2 separate regions of the Homo sapiens genome follow, and region 2 is linked to region 1. A link is an interaction called in ENCODE POLR2A ChIA-PET data of the cell type or tissue named here. Cell type or tissue: K562. All regions are shown on one strand. Links, peaks and the distances in the headings refer to the core of each region. The heading gives the core; the rest is flanking DNA. Region 1 overlaps PKP4 (plakophilin 4). Region 2 overlaps PKP4 (plakophilin 4).

Region 1 (2,824 bases), core at 320-2,819:
CAATAGTCATTGTTTATTAAGCACTTACTGTATGGCAGGCACTATTCCACACATTTTATGTGAATTAACTGGTTTAATCACAACAACTCTACAAGCCAATTATTATTAGCCCTGTTTTACAGACGAAAACACGGAAACACGTAACAGTTAAGTCATTCAGAAGTACGTAGGAAATGGCAGTGCTGGAATCTCATCCAACCCACTTAACCCTAGACCCACGTTACTATCTGAGATGAGATTGGCTCTCCATGTAACCTATAACACCACTGTTCATAATTTCATATTTGTCGAATTATTTGAAGCCTCCCCAAGACTCTAAGCTGCATGAACCGTGCATGTTTAGAGCCCATTACAAGCACCTGAAGTGTACTGGGTGGTCAGTGTGTATTTGTTGAATGAATGAAAATGATTTGATGTGATGAATCACTGAGCTTAAACATGAGAATAGGGTCTCTTTTATAAACAAAACATTTAACCCTTTAGTTCATTGTCATTTGTAAAATGGGAGAATGATACTGAAATTTCTGTATGCCTACTGGATTCTAATACAAAAAAAAGTGTAACTTCATAATGGCTGAAGATTTGTTTTTGTTTTGTTTTTATCTCAAGTATAAGAATAGACATTAATTAGTTTATGTTCAGTAACACCCATCCTTAATGTCAATAATTAAAATACATTGGCATATGTAATCTAATTAAGGTTATGTTTACAGTAAATTGTTATTTTGTTGAAAACCTTTTAAATAGCAGTTGTTACCAAACAAAAATACACATTCTAATTTTGGCCACATTAAATTTTTTTTATTTCTAATTAAATCTATGTAATTATTAATAGTGGAGTTCAAAGTAAAAGAATTACAAAAATGAAATTTGATAAGGAAAATTGGAATTTATAACATTAAATTTGTAATCATAGCATTATTATTTTGAAGATACTTGGCAGCTCAACTTTTTTAAATTCTTACTTTTATGATAGGCTATAATTAAACTAGTTGTTTCCTATGTGAATATATGTGGATATGATATAAGGAGAAAATTGTATTATATTGTATGAGGTATAGAGACAATATTAATTGTATCTTGCAAAGTAGAATTGTTTTCCTTTGAGATTGTTACTAGAGTAATAAATCATGTTGAAGTGAAGAAATTTACACAGCATATGACTGAATATTTTCCACTGTATCAAATTTAATGGGTTTTGGGAAAACGTATAGTTTGGTAGCAGTATAGAACTGAGTTTTTGGTAAAACTGAGTATTTAAAGGACGAAACTTTGAAGGACTTTGAGACCCATAAGACCTACAGATATTATTCAGCTTTCTGAGCAGTATTCTAGTTTACTAAGAATGTGGAAGGTAATGTGTGGTGGTGAGGCAAGGGGTGTTGAGAACACAGTGACCTACATTCCAAATACAACTCTTCTAAACTATAAGGCAGAGAATAGACTAAGTAAGGCATAATAAGTTAGGACCTGCCACATGGCAAACTGATTTTGGGAAGCAGTCTAGAAAGATGCTTGAAAAATGTACTGATGTGTAATGCCAGCAGCAGGCCATTGTCATGGTATGGAATAATGGTGACTGAAAGTCATTCTCCCTTGCTTGGGATGATCTGTCTTAAGCATGAGCAGCTTGAGGCTGAATTGTAGACAATAAAACGTGAGTCCAATGACAGTCTTTGTAGGTTGAGTAAGAGTATTTGTGTACTAGCCATTTTAGTTGTAATGCATTCACAGAATGATTACAGTCAGAATTACAGTAACATTTTAAATACAAAGGAGACTATCTTCCATGTCAGCTTCATAGTTCTGTACCTATTCCCAGCCCTGTGATATATTCCATATGAAACGTTACATCAGCATCCTTATATAAAGCATACCTATAAACTGGGGTGGGACAGAGAAGTAGTGGCCAGAGAATGGAGTTTGTCACGCTATGATTCAGCCCGTGGGAGTGATTTTCACACTGCCTGTCAGCTTCGTGCGATAGTTAAAAACAATTTGCAAGTGACATAGTAGAGCCTTAAGGCCATAAATAGGAATTTTTAACTGGCACAAAGCCTTTTTTTAAAAAAAAGCACATTTGTATAAACCAGTGTTTCTATATAGTTTCTCATTTACTGGTTGTCTTCACCATAATCTTTGGAAGTGCATAATCTTATAATCATTATGTGTGTTTTACACATGAGAAAACAGTAAAAGAAATCCATGATTTGCCCTAGGATCCTGCAACTTGTGAGTAATTCAGTCAGAATCCAAACTTTAATTTTCTGATGTATAAAGAAAAGGCCTCTGGTTGGATCATACTGTTGCTATGAGTTAATATGGGAGGTGTCATATGCATAAAGTACCCATGAGTTTAAAGTTTTGGTTTGTTCAAGTAAAATGTTTATATAATTATTCAAGTTAAATTTAAATAAACACATGCTGAAAGAACTTGAAGGTAAAAATAGTTTCTGCAAATACTATTCCACACTTTTTCTTTATACCACTTTGAATGCTGAGTAAGGACATTGTACTGGACCATTGCCCAGCATAGTTCTGGCTTATAGAGACTTGATGGTGAAAGAAAGACTGAGAGAGAGAGAGAGAGAGAAGAGAGAGAAGGGGGAGGGAGGGAGGAAGGAAGGGAGGAAGGAAAAAGATTTGACAAGGGAATGTGTTTTTTAAGAGAAGCTCTTTGGGGAATAAATATAGTCTTGAAATACACCATGTAAAATAAGTTTAGTAGAAAACTATGGAGATATGCCTAAATCATAAATGAAAATATTGATTCGTTTCTTCAGTTGTGGAATTATTCATTTCTGATTTCTTTGCACAGGATCAA
Region 2 (2,824 bases), core at 288-2,787, 58 kb after region 1:
GTCGGGGGAAGAGACAGAACAACTGCAAGATAGGTCCAGAGGCTAATGGTGTCTCCATGCAGTTGTGAATGTTCATAGTGGTGCTTTCAGTCATCAAGAAAAGTGTGTGCTCTGTATATTCTGGTTAATAAGTCAGAAAATAAGTAATAATACTAGAGTAGTATTTGAAATCAGAAAATAAATTGGCATTTGAAGGATAAACTTTGGATATCCAGAAATTACAATCCTGCAGAACAGCTCTTTACTCAAAGATGAGAGAAATGAAAAATTATTAAGTAATGCAAAGGATCAAGGTAGCCAGTTTTCAAATGTAATGCATTAAAAGGTCGTAACTCCCTTGGGAGAAGAGCACTGAGAGACCAGGGTAGTTCTCCGTACGTGGTTACTCTTACCCAGAAAAGCAAGGTAGAATTTTGTTGTTAGAATAATAATTAGTGTTCACTGAGCACTTACTATGGGTATCACTGTGCAGGTGATGACATGTGTACCTCATTTAATTTCTCATCACTTTGCGGTTCAGGAATTATGAGGATTATCTCATTTGAAATGAGAGGAAACTGAGGTGTAAATTGATTGCTAAAGCTGTTGATAGTCACACACAATTCATAAGCAATCAGCCTGAATTCTCCTCCCCACCCCTAGTCCACCACCACTCACAGAGCTTGTGCTCTTGCCAGGGCTTACTAGAGCCATGCTTAAGTGAAGCAAAATCACTTCCTAGCTTTGTGGCTCCAGGGCAGCCAGCCAGGTAGTGTTTCCAAGCCTCAGTCTGCCTGTTAGACAGTGGGGATAAGAGCAATTAGTTGACTGCCTATTACATAGGGGCATCGTAAGACTCATGAAAATAAAGGTTCTTAGAAATCCAAAAACAATTTTGTAAAAAGGACTGTTATAAAGCATTGTTATGGATATCCTTAAGTCAGCAAAGTAAAAATACACTTATTTCCTTTTGGGAAGTATTATATAACATTATGCACTAAGAAATAAGAATTAGAGTAATTTAGGCCTAAATATTGTCAAATTAGAAATTTTAATTTGGTTTTCCCCACCGTAAGTATTCTCTTATCTTCCCCTCCCCCAGCTCAACAAGAAAAGTCCTCGTTATATTGTATTAATTTCATTCTGATGATATGTAGGCTGCACAAAAAAGACAGCAAGGGTAATGAATTTGCTTCTTACACTGATCGGTGAATATGGTATGAATTGAACATCCCACCAGGAGCCAGAAGATCCTGTGCTGTCATTCAGTTGTCTCTTCAACCTGGTAAATGCAGAGTGTTTCTCTGCCACTACTCCAACTTATCTGTTATCCATATGTGTTGGATGAGTTCATGTTCCTCATCTGTTGGAGCTGCAGAAGACAAACACTGTGTCAAGAGGGCCCTTTTTTAACTGCAGGTGGAAACAGAGCAGTAGCCATGAAGTGATATTTAAGGAAGCTAGAGCTTAATGAATGAAAGTCCCCTGTCCCACCTAGAGCTATGTATTCTCCAAGGCCTCTCATTCACAGGACTAGGATTTGGTTCCATCCTCTGAATGTACAGTGCCATTGGGCACCCAGAGATCCAGCACTTGTATTTTTGAGTCCAAAGTGTAAAAGAGAGCAGGCCTAACCTAAGTCTTTCACTTTTTTTTTTTTTTTTTTTTTTTTTTGAGCCACTGGGCACAAGGCAGTTGGGTATTCCTTTTGATTAGCTTTTGTTAGCTCAGGAGGAAGCCTTTCATCACTTCCCCCTTTGGGGGCTCAGCTTCCTCACCAGGCATTCTGGGCCTTCACTCTCTCCCTCTGTACTCCCTTCTTTGACAAAGGTTTCCTTTTCCTGTTCCCTTAGCTTTGTCCTTTTTGCACTTTCTGTAATCCCACCAGCAGCAGTGTTCCCTTTTGTTTGGAAATAAGGACGAGAAAGAAAGGGAGGTGGAGAAGTTTTAAAATTTTGAGAAATGAATAAATCTGTTCTTTTAAGTCATAAACCGCTGAAGGTCAGGTGCCCTTGTTAAATATTGTTGAGCACTAATAAAATCTCATGAGCCTAATACTTTTGATAGAGCATAGCTATTAGGGAGTCTAAGCAGTTGCAGAGGTTAGGATTTTCCTAATAATACTTGCATTCAGTTCATAATCTTATACTTATTTAAACCTGTTTCTAGTCACTTTTCATCATATCCATGAATAATTACAGCTACTCATTCTTATATCCATATATAACTGCATATTTACCCCCTAGGTTTATGCTTGATTTAAACCTGGTACCATAGTTATTCCTAATTGTAAACTGATGATGAGATTTCACATGTGTATTGCATAATTTAATTAGTTTAGTGTTTGTAAAAATTCTTTGAAGGTAAAATATTTTCATAAATGCCAAGAATTATGATTACTTTTGTTATGTAATTTCTAAGACTCAATTTCTCTTGCATATAGTTCCTCTCTTAAGGAAGGTTTATATACAGTGCCTTTTAAAAATATTTCAAAATTGGAAGCATATTTTTGGTTGTAGTAGATACTGAATTATTCTTGCTGGTTTGAATCTTGAAGAAAATGAAATGTAAATTCAGATTAAATTGGTATCTCTTTAGTACCCAGAATATGTTTTTGACATTTGGATACTGCCCATTAAATTCTTTGTATTTGACTGTCTGAAATGTATTCTGAATTTGTGTATCTGTTCTGGGTTTTATTTGAACTGAATTTTAGTTAAGTAAAGAATTTTAGTATACTTTAAGTGGTATTAAATAAAATGAAAAAGACTGATTTCAAATATTAATCTTTTTAGATTCTTTTGCCATATGTTCTTTTCCCAATTTATTTTGTCATATAGTTTCC

Evidence for each region. ChIA-PET counts read pairs that join two places held together with the same protein. Peaks named below come from ENCODE experiments on the same cell type or tissue, not always from the same donor. Only the 100,000 strongest peaks of a DNase experiment are listed, where the experiment ranks them.
Region 2: POLR2A ChIA-PET joins it to region 1 with 8 read pairs; 4 of 35 experiments call an interaction of 5 or more read pairs at or near these places.

The regions. Positions count from the first base shown.
Region 1 is chr2:158,485,202-158,488,025 of GRCh38, forward strand. All of the region lies in intron 1 of PKP4 (plakophilin 4), which reads left to right. Among named protein-coding and RNA genes, the nearest start is that of PKP4, 30 kb to the left of the region's middle. In K562, for the core only: no CTCF peak of the experiment used is centred there; a DNase peak (open chromatin) is centred at 1,880.
Region 2 is chr2:158,543,447-158,546,270 of GRCh38, forward strand. The region is part of intron 2 of PKP4 (plakophilin 4); the gene reads left to right. Among named protein-coding and RNA genes, the nearest start is that of PKP4, 88 kb to the left of the region's middle. In K562, for the core only: no CTCF peak of the experiment used is centred there; no DNase peak of the experiment used is centred there.